Linked DNA regions of Homo sapiens: all the other regions are linked to region 3. The links are chromatin loops, found by intact Hi-C in ENCODE. Cell type or tissue: Caco-2. All regions are shown on one strand. Links, peaks and the distances in the headings refer to the core of each region. The heading gives the core; the rest is flanking DNA. Region 1 has its middle 28 kb from the start of MRM1. Region 2 overlaps AATF (apoptosis antagonizing transcription factor). Region 3 holds the start of LHX1 (LIM homeobox 1).

Region 1 (5,500 bases), core at 209-5,208, 310 kb before region 3:
ATGGGGAAGCACACCTTGATCATGGCTCTGTCTTTCAGAGACTGGAAAGTCACAGGTGCAGAATGCTCTGGACAGACTAAGGCTTAGAGCAAATTTGCTGAGGGTGACGTGGCCTGTAAGGGGAAGGGTTGACACTCGAACCCAGGCCTTTCTGACTGCCGGGTGAGTGTGTTTTTCTCCACATCAGTTTTTCTGATTATTCAAGATGTAGGTTTAATTCTGTCATTGTCACAGCCCTGACTCTGAGGCAAATGTAAATGGTGCCCCAGGCCTCAGACCCCAGCCCCCAAATCCCCACATGCTGCGCATCTGCGGACAGTCTGAGCCACAGCTTTCTGTGAAATGGTCAGGTGATGCGTAGCCTCTTCCTCACAGGGTTATTGTAGGACAGAATGAGATGATGCCCGCAGAGACCCCTGTGCTCCAGGATGGACCCCCTGCGAACCTGGGCTGGGACATTTCCCCAGGGGCTCTTAGTCTGTCTCTTGGGGGCTGGGACGGGGAATGCAAACACCTGCAGGTCTCCTTCAGCCCCTTTTGGGGGAAAGAAAAGAGACCTGGGGTCTCCTTCCTCAGGATTCTCCAGCCCTTGCAGCTGCTGGAAGTGAGCGGGCTCCGTCACCATGGCAACGTGGCCCAGCCGCCTGCAGGGCCAGTCCTGTGCCAGCCGCCGTTGACCTCACTTAGGATGATTACCTTTCGGCAAATAAAATAATTGTGTTAATAAAGAGGCTGTTCGCCTCTCATTCCCCATCCCGCTTTGCCTGTTTCCCATCCCTATCCGGTGGAAAGAGGATTCTCTCCACCTGGTTACCCCTGGCCTGTGGGATGCCTTACTCTTAAATTGTTGACGAGACCCTGACTGGGTTATAATCTTGGCCAATATTAATCGTGTCCCACCATTCCCTTCTTGCCTTCTGCCTCCTTGCCCTGGTGTCTCTTTTGAAGTTGTACAATTGAGATTATACTACTCATCCTGTCTTCTTTGGACACTGTTTTTTTTTTTTTTTTTTTTTTTTGAGACCAGCTTGGTCACTGAAGCTGGAGTGCAGTGGTGCAATCTTGGCTCACACAACCTGCGCCTCCTGGATTCAAGCAATTCTCCTGCCTCAGCCTCCCGAGTAGCTGGGATTACAGGCACACGCCACCACGCCCAGCTGATTTTTTTGTATTTTTAGTAGAGATAGGGTATCGCCATGTTGGCCAGGCTGGTCTTGAAATCCTGACCTCAAGTGATCTGCCCACCTCAGCCTCTCAAAGTGTTGGGATTACAGGTGTGAGCCACTGCGCCCAGCCTGGACATATTTTTGAACATCAACAGGGCCTCCCTAGCTGTTATAGTAATAAGTTCTATTTTTTGAGGGCCTACTGTGTTTTATACTCTTTATGAATGCCTTTGCAAATGCCCTCTCTCTAATCCCTTTAACAATTGTGCAAGTCAGGAGCTTCAATACCATTTTACTGAGAGAGAAAATGTGTATGTATATATTTTGAGTCTGGGTCCCCCTATGTTGCTCAGGCTGGTCTCAAACTCCTGGCCTCAAGCAATCCTCTGGCCTTGGCCTCTCAAAGTGCTAGGATTATAGGCACGAGCCACTGCACCTGGCCAAAATGTATGTTTTGGCAGGGCTAGAAACATGTGTTGGTTCAGCTCCTGGATTGCAGAACAGGCTTCTCTAACTGTGCCTGGGAACATTCAGTTCAGCTGCAGGCAGATACACACTTGCCATGGGCTCAAAACTGGGCTGGGCTTCCGGAGGGGAAGAAGAGAGAAACAGAGACCCTAGGAAGCTCCGAGTCATGGATCAGGTGGGTGGGAGTAGATGGATATAACCATGGAAAATGGACATGCAGGATGCAGTGTGAGATGCAAGGTGCAGTGTGGCCAGTGCTCCGAGACCAAGAGAATGATGGAGACCCTGTGCCAGGTGCTGCAGAAGCGGACCCCCAGAGAGACACTGACTCAGCGATGGAGGCCCTGAGAGAGATGAGGAGGATGAGACTGGCAGTTACTGAGCCTCTGATAAGCAGCTGACACTTTGCTGAGTGCTTCAAACTTGTTATTTCACACAATGCTCATCACAACCCCATTTTACAGATGGGGAAAGTAAGGCTTAGAAATTTCAAGTGAATTTCTCAAGGTTACACAGCTCATGTAGAGCCAGGATTCAAACCCAGATCAGCCTGACCTCCCTGCCTGGACTTAGTGGTCTTTTGACTCCATCAGGCTGATCAAGGATGGAGAGAGAGAGAGAGGAGAGTGAGTGAGAGAGAGAAAGAGAGAGAGAGAGACCCATGAAACAGATTGAGCAAGGCATGGAGTGCAGGCTTCATGCACACGGTGGGGCCTCTTCTGGGTCTGACAATGCCTTAGCCCCTGTTCTTTGAGGCTCTTGTTTAAGATTTGCCAAAAAGAGGTCACCCAAATTATGGCCGATTTAGAAAGTTTACTTTTCACCAGTGCACACAAAATAGTGCAAAGAGATTAGGCTCTTCGAAAGGTCATTTTAAGCCTTTCAAATAGTGACAGGGCCCTGCAGGCAGTGTCATCCTACATTCTCACACTGCAAGGGGACTGCCCTCGCTGGATTCTAGGGTCTCTCCCATGACTGGAGGAAAAGTGTCATCTGGACACTATGTCAGAAGTCTAGATTTGGCGCCCTCTGTGAGTCTGAGGGCGTCTCCCCTTCTGCACCCGGCCACCCCCATGAGAGGTCCTGCCAAGTGGGTGAGCTGCGGCGGCAGGCAGGGGTGCAGTGCCCATCATTCACACTAGATGGCGCTCTGACATTGGACAATCCTCTGAGCATGTGGCTGCCTAGTGGCCAGAGGGCAGGGCTGGATGGCTTTGAGGGGAGGCTGGTCTCACTGGACCTGACACCCCGACCTAGGGTAGGCCAAGGGGCGCCGGAGATGTCAGAAGCCAGGCTGGGGACCAGGAACTCTGCTCCTCCACCCGTGACTCCTGGTCATTCTTGGGTCGGGGCTGAAAGCGGGGCAGTGGGAGGAGCAGAGGGACCAGAGGGCAGCTGGAGGGGAGGGATGGGGTGGGGGGGGGCACATCAGCAGGCCCTGGTGGGGCAGCCCGGCACCCCTCAGCCAGTTAAGGGCCTGGGGAAGGTTGTCCTCTCATTGACCACTAAAGCCTAGGGCTGTAGACCTGGGGTCTCCCAGGAGTGGTTTGGCCATCTGCCTTGCCCTTGGACAAGGGGGCTGGGTAAGAGGCATGGGGGCTTGTTTACAATGCCTGCAGCTGGTAGGAAAGGAAGCCTTGGCAGATGTGACTGAAGGATCAGCTTTGCTTGGAGAGCAAGACCCAGGCACAGGACCTAAAGGCCTCAGGTTTGTGTCCCTGTTTAGGCATGTGACCTTGGGCAAGCCACTAAGACCTCTGCTTCCTAATCGTTTCTGCTTTCAGAGTTGGGAACCTTGAATGAGATCATGCACACAAAGGCACTCAGCACACCAAATGCAGGGCATCCCTCCTGTCCTGCCAGTTTGCGGAAGTGGCATCTTGCATTATTTCCCTGCCTGCAGGCCCAGTAAACACTCAGTGCTGTTGAGTGATTGGTGCCTGGGGGTGGAGGCAGCTGGAATTGGCAGTGTTCCAAAAGGGGCCTCCAAACCTTGTACTTGGGGGAGTATCCTTGAGAGACCCCGTCCTCAGATGTCCACATTTTCCCTGTTTGGAAATGCATGCCTTGGAGCTGGGCCTGACTGCTCCGCTTGCCCGCTCTTTGTCTCGTCCGTTGTCTGGGGCTCTGCGGGATCTAGAGAGAAAGAAAGGAAATCCCCAGCACTTGCTTGTGGGACAAGAAAGCAGAGGGGTGGGCTTTTCAGGGGACCTCTTCTCCAGCAGTCTGCTTGCCTACTTCCCTCACATCTGGTGCCAGGGGCGGAAACTGAGGCAAGGGAGAACCTTAAGGACAAACTACAAATCCCTGAATGCTAATAGGGATAGGAGAGTGAGGTGGTGAATTGACTTCCCGGTCCCATTGCAGGGACTGAGGGGGTCTGTAACCCTCGACTCCTGGGGGAGAGGTCTCGAATGGTTCGCTAGAGACATTCGAGGAGTTAGGAGATGGGCAGGGAAAGGTCTGGGAGGAGGAAGTTGAGGGTAAGGGCATTGGGGGCAGATTTATTTGGTTAACAAATGTTCCACAAACGCTCAGTGAGAACCTCATGTGGGCTAGGCACTGGTCTAGGTGCTGGGACTCGGGGGCCCAGGTGAATAAGCTTCCCGTCCTGGGCGAGTTTCCTGGAGTAAAAATCAGGCTGGCTGGGGCTTAACTCTATGTGGCTGCCCCATATCATCTAACACCTCTAAGTCCCAGTTTCATCATCTGTAAGATGGGAATAATAACAATGTCTCCCCCACGGGATGACCATGAATGTTAGATGCATGGAAGGTGCTTAGCACCCAGCTCCTGCATTTAACAAACGTGAACGGAGGTGGAGTTTGTCAGTATTATTGTGATCAAAGCTCTGGAGACTGTGACCTTGAGCAGATTGCTCACCCTCTTTGAACCTTGGGTTCCTTATCTGAGAAATGGGTTCATGACATCTGCCCTGCCTGTTACCACGGGACCCTGTTGTTAAACCAACTGAGATAATGCATGGGAGCACAGGGGATCTGTAAACTACATCACACACAGAGGGGAATGGTCCATTTAAATGATTTGGGGTACACATGTGTGCATGTATTTGTGCACATGTGTGCATGTGTGCACCACTATCAGAGACCCCAGCATTTGTGCTCCATCTTTCCTGCGGGTTTGTGTCCCTGTTTAGGCATGTGACCTTGGGCAAGTCACTAAGACCTCTGCTTCCTTTTGTGAAAGGGGCTAATCATGTCTGCTTTCAGAGTTGGGAACCTTGAATGAGATCACACACACAAAGGCACTCAGCACACCAAACGCGGGGCATCCCTCCTGTCCTGCCAGTTTGCAGGCCGTCTGAGCTCAGGTAAGCTGTCAGATGGATGGATATATGGTATCCTGGCAGTTCATGTTAGGAGTCTGTCCCTGGAGCCCTGGGGCTGGAACTGAGGTGCTGGCAGAGGTGTGGAGATGAGGGCCAGGCTGAGAGTTGCAGCATTTCTCCAAAGACCTTAGGGAAGTGAAGAAATAAATCTTTCTCAGAGATGGAGATGGGATCAACCCTTCCCCCTACCTCAACTCTGGGCTGGGCAAGGTTGTCTGCAGAGGTTGGGGGTCCTTGCTCCCCTCTTCCAACATCCTCTTCTCCATGCACCTCTCCACAACTGACCCCTTTCCTGTTAGTCTTAATTCCTGCTGCCAAGCTACAGAACAACCCAGGGAAAAATAACCACACCTGGGTAATTTTTGTGTTTTTAGTAGAGACGGAGTTTTGCTATGTTGGCCAGGCTGGTCTCGAACTCTTGACCTCAGGTGATCCGCCCGCCTTGGCCTCTCAAAGTGCTGGGATTACAGCTCCACACCTGGCCTGTTCTAGAGGTTTTTGATGTGCCCCTCCTGGC
Region 2 (5,500 bases), core at 246-5,245, 110 kb after region 3:
AAGAAAGAAGAAATCAATACACATTTTCTCATACACACACTTGGCAGCACTCTGCCTTCTCTTCCACAGCTCGGTCCTACAGGGGGAAACACAACTGTACAGCCAGACAGACTCTTCAGGTTCAGGGGAAGAAATGCAAACTGCTCACTTTGCACTTAGCAGTCAGGCTTTTTAGAGCCAATCGTATAACTGGCTGAGGTAATCAAACTGCTGACCTCAGAGACTAGCTGGTGAAACGAGTGGGAGAGATGCCCTGTTGCAGGCCCCCTGTTGCAGGCCTGCTCAGTGCTGCTGGGGAAAGCTCACCTGGCAGGTGTTTAGGACAGATGCTCCTTTTGCTGAATTTCTGATTTGCAGAGGCAGGAAGGAAGTTCTTTGAAGGATACTATTAAAAACCAAAAAATTATGGACAGATTGAGAGCAGCCTTTTTTTTTTAATCAATTAATAGGCATACAGTCTGAACAAGAGCCCCATCTCAGACTGGATTTTATTTTTTCATCAGAAAATGTGGTATCGATATCTGTAATTTTGTCTTACAGCTCACTGCCATTAAACAGTTGTGTGGGATGTGAATAAAAAAGAATTTGCTGCCATTGTTAGGAGAAATGGTAGCTTGGGTGTCAGAAGAGCCTTGCAAGGCAGGAGATGAGTTTAGGGGGAGGGCAGGGGAGCGGGGACTCGGGCTCTGGGGTCCTTCACGCGGAGGAGACCATTAGACCATTAGAGTGTGTGTAGGATCACCAGGGGAGGGTGTCAAAAGAAGAGAGGAAGCCAAGAGCAGAACCTGGGAGAAGGAAGGCAGAGGAGAGCCAGGAGAACACATGCTCCTTGAACGCTCGGGGGGAGACTTCCGGGTAGGGCAGCTGGCCAGCAGCTGGAAGGGCTTGCTCCCCAGGCCCCAGCGGTTCCTCTGTGTCCCCTGACTCGCATTGCAGAGCTGGCACTTTGCATTTGCTCACTTACTAGTTACTTCTTGTGCGTTTTGATTGGTACCCGATTTCTAAGCAAAAGAAATCCTCCAACTTATTACCAGAAGTAATAGCAGAGTGCCTTGCCAAAACTCTATGGGTTGACATTGAATACCCTCACTAATTCCTGCGTGTTGAAGTTAAGCTAGAGCTGAGCGATGCATCCTGTGCTCCCCCAACACACACACACACACACACACACACACACACACACACACGCATGCACACACGCCCTGGGTTGTTGGGCAGCATCCTGATACGGATACAAATGTAACTGGAATGTCAGTCTCACCTTCTGTGCGGCTGGGGGAAGTGATTCACGTCTAAGCAGTGAAGCATCCCCTAGCTTTTAACAGGAGCTGTTAGAGGGGCTGCTGTTTGAACAAGGAGCTTCATCTTCCTGAAGCCAGCAGTCACAAAACCGTAAACACAACACTGGCCAACTCTATTGCGGGGACCGTGGTGGCTTGACGTTAATATTAAACATCTCCAGCAAGGCAGAGAGCTCTGCATCCCAGGTCCGGAATAAAAATAAATAAAAATAAAGAGAAACCCTGCTAAAAGCAGTGTGATGATTTGTCGTCTTTCCTTTGTGAGGCCATTTGTCTTCTCTCACATCAAATCTGTTATAAAACAGTCAAACTGTGAAAGTGGACATCATCCCGGGAATATGGAATATTAATGCGTGGAAGGAGCGGCGCCCCTTTTGTCTGAAGAGTGGCTCCTCCCCCACCCCTCTGCTTTTTTGCAAGTCCGCTAAGGTAAATTATTTTTCTTTAAAATCATGTGGAAGATTTGAAGCTAGTAGTAGGGATGGTGGAAGTTTTGAGTATTTTTCTTCCTTTGTTAAAGTGCAGGGGATTTGTGACTGGCTTGAGTAAGGAGGAAGCACAAGTGAGAAGAAAACCTGTCCACGTGCAGTCCCCTTCTCGCCCCCATCCCTCTCCCCTCTCCTCCCTGTTCCCCAGCCTCTCAGTTCCTTTGTTTGGGGCCTGAACCTGCTTCTTGGAACATTTATAAATCTTGAGTCTGTCTGATCTTTAGGGGACAGGCCAGAGGCCGTGTGTCACCATGTGTAATTTAGAGCTGTAGGGCTAAAAGCTTTTCCAGAGGTTTGAAGGACCTAGTTCTGACCTGACCAAAAGAACGAATTGGAACAGACCTTCTAGAGTCTCCTTCAAGCACTGGGGAGGATGGTGATGAGAGCAGACACACGGGGTAATTTATGGGCTCCGCTGACTGGTGGCTGGGTCCACTTGGAAACGAGTCGTGTACTGCCACCTTGTGGCAGATTCGGGCGGCTGCGGTTTTGTTGTTTTGGAACCTTGTGAAGAGTTTCAGCTAGTGTCGGATTGGACATGATTTGCCTTGTATCTAGATTTAGGTAATTAGTGATAGATAAGGGGTGTCTCTGAGTCATTCTTATTTTGCTAAGTTGATCCTGTTAAGAAATAAGTCTTAGCTGAAAGAAGACTGCTTTCTTTCCCCTTTACCTCCTTTCTTCTGCTTTGTGGTTTTTTTATGGGGGTTTTTGTTGTTGTTCAGTTTTGGTTTGTTTTTTGGTATGGAATTATGATGAGATTTCAGGAGAGAAGCCTGTGATCCTCCTTGGGTTGTTGGGGGATGTTAAGAGGAGAGTGAGGGAGAGTAAGTACCGACTTTTTGGCCGTATTCAGAAATCCTAAGTTTTCTACTATAGTGATTTTTGTGTCATTCTGACTAAATACTAACTCCTTATCAGCACTGTGTCTTTTTACTTGGATTACTTTCCCAGCAATCCAGCCTTCTTGGGGAGCTAAGTTTTTCTTTTCTTTTTTTTTTTTTTTTTTTTTTTTTTAGATGGAGTCTCACTCTTTTGCCCAGGCTGGAGTGCAATGGCACAATCTCGGCTCACTGCAACCTCCGCCTCCCAGGTTCAAGTGATTTTCCCGGCTCAGCCTCCCAAGTACCTGGGATTACAGGCACACACCACCACGCCCAGCTATTTTTTGTATTTTTAGTAGAGACGAGGTTTCTCCATGTTGGCCATGCTGGTCTCAAACCCCTAACCTCAGGTGATCCGCCCACCTTGGCCTCCCAAAGTTCTGGGATTACAGGTGTGAGCCACTGCGCCCAGCCTTGAGGAGCTAAGTTCTAATGCATGTCACCTGTGTCTGAGCCCATTCCCGTGACATACATAGGGCTGCCCCTACCACACAGCCCCAAAGAGCACAGGGCGATTGCCTGCCATTTGGATCAGTATGTTTCTCCTTTTAGGTCATAGAGACACTTCTCAAATATCTTTCTCTCATTTGTAAAGTCACTGATACCGAGTAGGATGAATTTGGGTCGGGGAAAGCAAAGGAATGATGAAAGGAGGGTGCCATTTAGTCCCTCGTGTTGGTTGGGAGCAACTGTAATGCATGCACACAGGTCCTCAGCATGTTGCTCTGTCTCATTCCATTTCTCATGATCATAGATGACGATGCCATTTATGCAATGCGGACTTTGCTTAGTGCTGTAAAAACAGTATGTTTAAGGAAGATATTGTCACCATCTTACTGATGAGGAAGCTAAGATTCAGGGGGCTAAGTAATTTACCTAAGGTCCTAGACCCAGTAAGGACCTGAGCCAGTCAGAACCAACTCTGACAGCACCTTCCAGCCCCTCTGCATTTGTGATACCATGCTCTATGCCATATAAAAGCATTCGCCTTGTTCTATTTAACTATTCAAGATTTCTATTAAGCTGGTTTCTCTAAGTATATAAGAAAAGAAAGCTGCTGTCCAAGCCGGGCGCGGTGGCTCACGCCTGTAATCCCAGCACTTTGGGAGGCCGAGGCGGGCAGATCACGAGGTCAGGAGATCGAGACCATCCTGGCTAACACAGTGAAACCCTGTGTGTACTAAAAATACAAAAAAAAGTTAGCCAGGCGTGGTGGCGGGCACCTGTAGTCCCAGGTACTCGGGAAGCTGAGGCAGGAGAATGGCGTGAACCTGGGAGGCGGAGCTTGCAGCAAGCCGAGATGGCGCCACTGCACTCCAGCCTGGGTGACAGAGCGAGACTCCGTCTCAAAAAAAAAAAAAAAAAGGGAAAGCTGCTGTCCTGTGGTCTGTAGACATTTTTAAGAGGAAAATGGAGGAGTGAGTAGCCTTTGCCCTTTGGCCTACTTTGGTTTCTGGCAATCAGAATGGAGGCACGTGCTTTATTGGAGAAGGATCCCTTTGTTTGGTGCCGTTAGCATGTGCCAAGTGATAATTGGCAAGACATCTTTTTCCGCAGACATTTGGGAGGCCCTGGGCATACTGATAGATAGAACAGAAGAGAGTGGAGGCCTTGGGAAGACAGAGAGAGAAGTATGTGTTCAGAGTGCAGGAGAGATGGAGTCCTGCTCCACCTGCTTTGGGCTCACGAGGGCTGCGGGTTCTGGAGACCTTGCTTTTGGAGCTTTGGCAAATGGAGGGCTCATAGGAGTGCAGTCAGGATGGCAAGCAGACTCGGTCACAGGAGGAATGGAGGCAACTGAGGCCGCTGAACCCGGAAAAGAACAGATTTAGTTAGAAGAAGACATCAAATAGTTGAAGTGCTGCCACAGGGAATAGTAGTCAGCCTTACTTCTCTCTGGCTTTAGAGGGACAAGAGCCCATGGCTGTAAGTCCTAAAATGACAGAATTGGGTTCAGCAGGAGGAAGAATGTTTGTGTGTCTCCCCAAATGGAGTGGTTTGTCTGAGACACACTTACTGCATGTATTCACCTTCCCGATCTAGCTTCTGCTGTGCCTTTCATGTCTTTGTGAACCTCCACAAAATCTAACAAAGTTCAAATAAGCATTCAAATATTTTTAATTAATTGATTATACCTGTAGTATGTTAGGTTTTGAGGCCAGGAATCATATACATCTAGTACATGTTTAAGCTTCCACCACACTAAGCAAATTGTTTTCAAAGACAAACGTGAAAAAAGGCAGCATCAGTACATCACCAATAATTTTAAAAGCACACATCTGTCATTGGTGACCGCGCTGGTCTGTGCAGAGCAGGCGTGTGTGTGAATCTCTGTGCTGACTGACCATATCTGGGCAGACTCTACTTGTAGGGTTTCAGATCGGATCCAGACCCTGCTAGCCGTGAGTGCTGCTATGATTGGAACCCTTTGTCCGACTTGCCTGCCGTGTGCTTTCTTCTTTTCCCTTGATTCTGCAATGTATGTATGGGATTGAGTTAAGGCAGAAGCAAATGCTACAGCACTTTTGTGTGCAGTGTGGGAGAGGTAGAGGATTAGAAAGGAAGGAAGGGCCATGACATTCTGGGATGTGTCTTATGTATTTAGGGAGACCCCCCACTCCTAAGAAGCAACAAATGAACAATTTTTAATTAGTCAAAGGCAAATTATGTGTATCATTTTATGTATTTATTTATTTTTAATAGAGACAGGGTCTCACTGTGTTGCTCAGGCTGGTCTCAAACTCCTGGGCTCAAGTGGTCTTCCCACCTCAACCTCCCAAAGTGCTGGGATTACATGAGCCACCATACCTGGCCTATGAGTCACTTT
Region 3 (5,500 bases), core at 174-5,173:
ACTGGGCAGGCTCTGTCCATGGGCCGAGCGTCATTCTGGAACCTGGAGGGGGCGGGGGCGGGGGAAGGAAGGGAAGTGGAAGTTTGAGAGGGGCACCTTCAGGCTCCCCAAACTGCATGGCAGCTGGAGAGAGCTGACAGAACCCTCTCCAACCCGGGTTCTGACCAGGGTCCCTCTGGGGCTGATCGTCAAGGAGCTTCTCAAGAAAAGAAACCTGGACTGTGAAAGTCACCTCCTAGGCCCTCTGGGGCCGTATCCGGGGGTGCCTGGGAGGAGGGTGGAAAGGATTCTGCAGTCACCGAGCTATGGGCGAAAATGATCCCCGCGGACCCTGGTCCAGAATGTACAGGTCCTGGGCGGTGTAAGTGGCTGTGGGTCTGTGGAGGACATTGGGTAGGAAAACGCTTGCGTAGTTGAGGATGCAGACAATAAATGTGGCCGGGAAGGTGAGGAGGGAAGGTTGGTGCTCTTCGCTGAACGGAACTGGCTTAAATGCAGAGCTGAGCTGAGCGGCTTCGGAGAAGGCGAATTTAGAAAGCCTGGTCAATTTTCTCTCCATGTCCCTGCGACCGATTATGTTTTAAAACAAAAGCTCAATGGAAACGAAAACAAAACAAAACCCACCATTTGTCTAATGTGCTGTCCCCGTGGAGGAGTTAAATCTGGACTCCAAACCTAGAATCTGGAGCCAAGAGGCGCACTTTGAGTTGCGCTCCTGGCCCCCCTTGCAGAGACGCCAGGGTTGGCTCCTGCGGACCTGTTTACTGAGCCATCTGGACACCAGGACGAGCGGAGCCTGACGCCCTAGAGCGAGCGTCCTGTCCTCATCCTCAACTCTCCTGCCTCGCTGGTCCGTCTGTGGGGAGGGGCCTTCTTTCCCCTATACCTAGGTCCCAAGGTTCTTACACCCCTAAATGGATGGAGCAACCTCCTCCTGCCCACCAGAGGGAGGTGACAGGCCCTGGGTTGGGGAAGGGCCGACAGCTAGGTCCAGCTGTCGTCCGGTAGGTCCCACTGACCGCCCCACACTCCACCGTGACCCCTCTGCTTTGCATGAGAAGGAGCCCAGCTGGGACGGGGGCGGAGGCAAGCCACCCGGGACTGGGGCCACTATAGATTCCAGAAAGGGGCGGTTGGGTCGAGGGCGCTGGCGGCGAGAACCGGGACAGCTGCGGGGAGGGGAGGAGTGTGAGGACAGCAGGGCTGGACTGGCCCCCTCCCCGCAGGCCTCACGCAGCGCAGCAGGCTGGGAGGCGCCTGGGGGTCCGGGTGGAAGAAGTGGGGACCCCATGCCACACGGCTTTTGGCGCTTGCGGGGGTGCCAGAAGCCTACCGAGTACCGGTCGTCTTCCGCCGGGAAGTGCCGGGTCCGCAGGAGGAGCGCGAAGCCGAGTCCGAGCCCGCGGAGCCCGCCCCCTAGATCGCAGAACCGCCTTCTCCATCCTCTGCCCTGCCCCGCGTCGGGGTCTGGGAGCGACCGGCGGAGGCCGGCGGCGCGCCGGAGCTGACTAGTCCCCTACGCTCCTCCGGCCCGCAGCGGGGAGCCCACATGTGTATGTGCAAGAAGGTGTGGAGAAGGCGTTAGGGTCCCGGCACCCACGGGTCAGGGCAGAACGCCAACGAGTCGCACTGCGGGTCTCCGCGGCTTCGGTTTCCATGACATGGTGACGCCGGCGGCAAGGCGGGGGGCTGCCTGTGGGCCTTGAGGTTGCTGGGCGGTGCGGGCGGAGTCAGCAAAGGGGCGTTGGCAAAGCCCTAAAACCCCACGGTTCCACGGAGCGCAAGCCAGATTCTCTGAAGCAGCTTCCCCGTTCGTCCGAAGAGGGTATTCCATCTGCACAGCGGGATTCCCTGCCAGCCCAGGTTCACTGCGACTCCGCTTCCCCGAGCATTTCCCCCGTTTCAGCTTCCGTCTGGTCTGCGCATCGCGAGTGGGGTCCAAAGGCCAATTCCACAATACCAGCCAGCTCCGGAGGGACGCCCACTATCACTGCCTTCCATGCTCGGGCCAAATGAGCCTTCCTAGCACCCCCTCCCCCGAAGCACAAAAACGGGGAGCAAAAGTGGGACCGCCCAGCCCAACCACCTTCAGACTCCACTTCAGGAGAAATCCTGGTTAAGCCCACCCAGAACAGGTGTGGTCGAAACGGAATTTAGGGTTTGACTTGAGTGCTCCGAAAAACTACAGTAACTCTTCCAGGCGAAGGCACTCTAGACCAGGATCTGTCCCCCACGTGTGGGAAAATAGGCCCCTGGGGGCGGCGGTCCCGAGTTCCTAGCCAGAGCGGGATTAGGGAGTTACGGGTTCCCTGAGGAGTGAACTATGGAGGGTGTGGTTTGCTGTTGTCTGGGGAAGCCGGTGCCAACCCGAAGCCTGGACAGGGGAGGACTGGAATCCCGGCACACGCTGCCCATGCACTGCACGCCCATCTACTGCAGCCTCTTCGTGGCGTCCCGGCACCCCCCCCTCCTCCTTCCCTCTTCCCAACGCCACGACCACCACCCCCAGCCGCCGCTGGAGCCCCCGGTTTCCCGCCTAGTCGTTTGTTTTTGTACGTAAAAGGTGTCTCCGGATCACAGTTTTCTCACAACTTTCTCGCCAGGGTTGCAACTCCTCACCCGAGGCGCTTCCCGGTCCACTCCTTCCCCCGCGCCGGCGCCGCGCCTCCGGTCTCCCCGCCCCCATCAGGAAACCGCCCGAATCAACTTTGCAAGAGTGCTCTGCGGGAGACAGACACTCAGCTCGCCCAGGACCCGGACCCTGTGGACTTTGGATGGATTGGGGGAGGGGGCACAGAAAGAGGGACGGGAGGAGGGAGATTCTGCTGCTAAGAGCCTCCTCCCCCTCCAAAGATGTGCGCTGCGCTTGGGACAAACTTCCAGCTCAAGAAAGTACGGGGGGACAATGGCAACAGCCGCTGAATTGCAAAGCCCAGCAGTGCAGGGGAGCCGCCTGGGATTCCGGACCCGGCTGCACCCCAACCTTCCACAAGGCTCGGTCTTGGACTACCCCCACTCTACAGCAGAACTCTGGCCTCCGCCTGCGCCTATTCCCGCTCTCTCTCTGTCCCTCCCATCGAAACCCACGCCTTACCGGAGCAGGAGGGGGCCCAGGCACGGTGCTGCCCGCCGTCCGCGCCGCGCGGGGCCGCGGGTGCCGCCGCCACTGATCCTCTAAACGCGGTCTCCCCGCACTCTCCCGGGCCGGGGGATGCAGAATGGTTTACAGAGGGACCGCGAGGCGCTGATTGGTCGCAGGCCGCAGTGACGTCAGCGGGCGCTGCATTAAGGCGAGGGGGCTTCCAGAGCTCAGCCAACAGCCAGGAGCAGTGACCAAGCCGCCGGAGCTGGGGAGAGACGCACCGGGGCGGCGACTGGGCCAGGAGACCAGGGACTGAGGGACGCGCCCGGGGAGGGCCAGCAACGAGCCGCGGCCCGGGCGGCGACAGCGGCGGTCCGCGCCGAGCCGTTCCAGCCGCCGGCCTACTGTAGCCGCTGCGCCAGGACATTTTTTTTTAAAGCTCTCCAAGCTGCCCCCCTCCTCCCCGACTCCTCCCGCTGCAAAAGAAAAACAAAAAAAAAAAAAGGAAGGAGGCTAGAAAGGAAACCCAGATTTGCCACCACAACGAAAAAAAGAAGGGGAAAAGGAAAAGGAGAGAAAGTCGAGCGACTGTGGGGTTAGACGGAGGCAGACAGAGCGTGGGCCGAGCGATGCGGGGCTGTGCGCCCAGGCGGCCGCGAGTTGTGACTGGAGCCACGATGCACGGCCAGGCGCGGTGAGAAGCCAGCCCGTAGTGCCTCCCGAAGGAGCCCGGGCGCAGGGAGGGTCGCCCTGAGGACACGGAGGCCGCCAGGCAGGCCAAGGGCCGAGGTGACTGGGCTGGGGCGGTAGGGAAGGAGCGAGTGCGCCTGGCTGCCTCCGCACGGAGTTGTCCCTCTCTGTTTTCGATTGACACAAACACTTCTCCAAAAGCGGGGAAACCTAAGCAACAACAGCAATCAACACCAAGATCTTCCTCCTACCCTCCCCTCTTTCCCTTCTCCCGCGGTCGGCCCTCGCCCCCTCCCCCAGGCCCAGCGCGGGCGCTCGGCGCGTCCAGACCCGCGGCGCGATGCCGGCAGTTTAGGATCCAAAGCTTCTCTGCTCCTTTTGTTCTTTCCTTCCCTTTTTTAAAAAAAGAGGGGGGAAATCCCAGTGGTGGGCAGCCTGGCACGCACACAGTCGCCCTCATACCCCGACAAAAGCAGATGCACTTTGACTTCTGACAGCTCTACCTCAAGCCCCGGAGAACTCAGCGGCGCTTTCCTCGCAACCCGAGCTCGGCGAGTCGTCGTCTTCTTCTTCTCCGTTTTTATTTATTTATTTCCGTTCCCGCCGCCGTTCTCGCTGACCTTCACTCCTCCGCGGGCTCTGAGCAGAAGGGTCGCATTCTCTCCCGCCTGAGACTTCTTTTCCTCGCCCCGGGAGCTCAGGCGGCGCCGCTCCAGCCCGGGGCCCCGGGACTCCCCGGCTGCACACTTCACTGAGACGCCCCCCCAGGCCCCGATCAGCCTCGTTTCCTCCACCCTACTTTGATTTCCTGGTGCGAGTTTTGGCTTGCACGGCCGAGTGTGTGTCCTCTTTTTGGAGAGACTGGGGAGCTCGTGCCGATTGTCTTCAGGAGTCATCCCCTGGGCTCTACTTTGCCCCTCTCTCTCTCTGGGCCTCATCAGACCAAACCAAAGACCATGGTTCACTGTGCCGGCTGCAAAAGGCCCATCCTGGACCGCTTTCTCTTGAACGTGCTGGACAGGGCCTGGCACGTCAAGTGCGTCCAGTGCTGTGAATGTAAATGCAACCTGACCGAGAAGTGCTTCTCCAGGGAAGGCAAACTCTACTGCAAGAACGACTTCTTCCGGTGAGTACTTTCCTCCCACGCCTCTGCTGCTACCTCCCCGCGGGCCCTTCCCGGCCAGCTTCGGATCAGAGGTTAGCGTGGCCTCGCTGCCCAGTTAGGAACTGCTTCTAGAGAGGGCAGCCAAGTCCCGCGGGCGCCCGCCTCTCCGCCAGCTGGCGCGCTGGGAGCCCGGGACGCGGCCCTGCTTGCATCCTGGAAACTATGGGTCTGGGTTTGGCTGCATGTGCCTGGGAAGAAAGGGTCTGAGCCTGACTCGGCCCAGAAGCCCCTTCAAGCTTGGAAGAGACAGGGCAGCCTCGGGCGTTGTAGCCCGGACTGCTGTCTTTCCCGGAGCCAAGCTCTGCAGCAACTGCATTCTCCAGGCCTTCGGGGTTGTTTGCCCTCCAGGCAGAGCCCAGGCTCCCTCCCGGCCACTACCTTTTCCGACCCCGAGCGGTCTTGGCGGTAAGCTCCGAGCCTTTTGCGTAGAGTGTCTGGGCCAACTGCCCTGTCAGCGGCAGGAAAGAACTCGGCCTTAAAGCCGATCCTGCACGCCCGGGGGTCTTCCCCAAACCCGGACATGCCTCCGAGTGCAGACCTGGACAAACTGCTGCACTGTAGCC

Evidence for each region. A loop is a pair of places that touch in the nucleus more often than their neighbours do. Peaks named below come from ENCODE experiments on the same cell type or tissue, not always from the same donor. Only the 100,000 strongest peaks of a DNase experiment are listed, where the experiment ranks them.
Region 1: a loop joins it to region 3, with 5 times the contacts of the local background. A loop is called at or near these places in 7 of 110 quality-filtered maps.
Region 2: it touches region 3 in a loop (3-fold over the local background); 12 of 110 quality-filtered maps call a loop at or near these places.

The regions. Positions count from the first base shown.
Region 1 is chr17:36,626,680-36,632,179 of GRCh38, forward strand. It overlaps a transcript of MRM1 not described here. Among named protein-coding and RNA genes, the nearest start is that of MRM1, 28 kb to the left of the region's middle. RefSeq lists an enhancer at 125-625. In Caco-2, for the core only: a CTCF peak has its summit at 2,789 (motif pointing right); a DNase peak (open chromatin) is centred at 2,802.
Region 2 is chr17:37,045,584-37,051,083 of GRCh38, forward strand. The region is part of intron 11 of AATF (apoptosis antagonizing transcription factor); the gene reads left to right. It overlaps LOC105371753 (a long non-coding RNA gene), which reads right to left. Exons shown (of 3, transcript XR_934717.4): 2 at 307-385. Among named protein-coding and RNA genes, the nearest start is that of MIR2909, 15 kb to the left of the region's middle. RefSeq lists an enhancer at 2,515-3,015. In Caco-2, for the core only: CTCF peaks have their summits at 2,227 (motif pointing left) and 2,426; a DNase peak (open chromatin) is centred at 2,238.
Region 3 is chr17:36,933,470-36,938,969 of GRCh38, forward strand. LHX1 (LIM homeobox 1) reads left to right here and starts at 4,006. Exons shown (of 5, transcript NM_005568.5): 1 at 4,006-4,898. The coding sequence starts at 4,729. It overlaps LHX1-DT (LHX1 divergent transcript), which reads right to left and starts at 3,192. Exons shown (of 3, transcript NR_135671.1): 1 at 3,095-3,192. RefSeq lists enhancers at 1-311, 2,140-3,054, 3,313-4,156, 4,999-5,500. In Caco-2, for the core only: no CTCF peak of the experiment used is centred there; DNase peaks (open chromatin) are centred at 1,462, 2,714 and 4,892; H3K4me3 peaks cover 3,845 bases; H3K27me3 peaks cover 1,739 bases.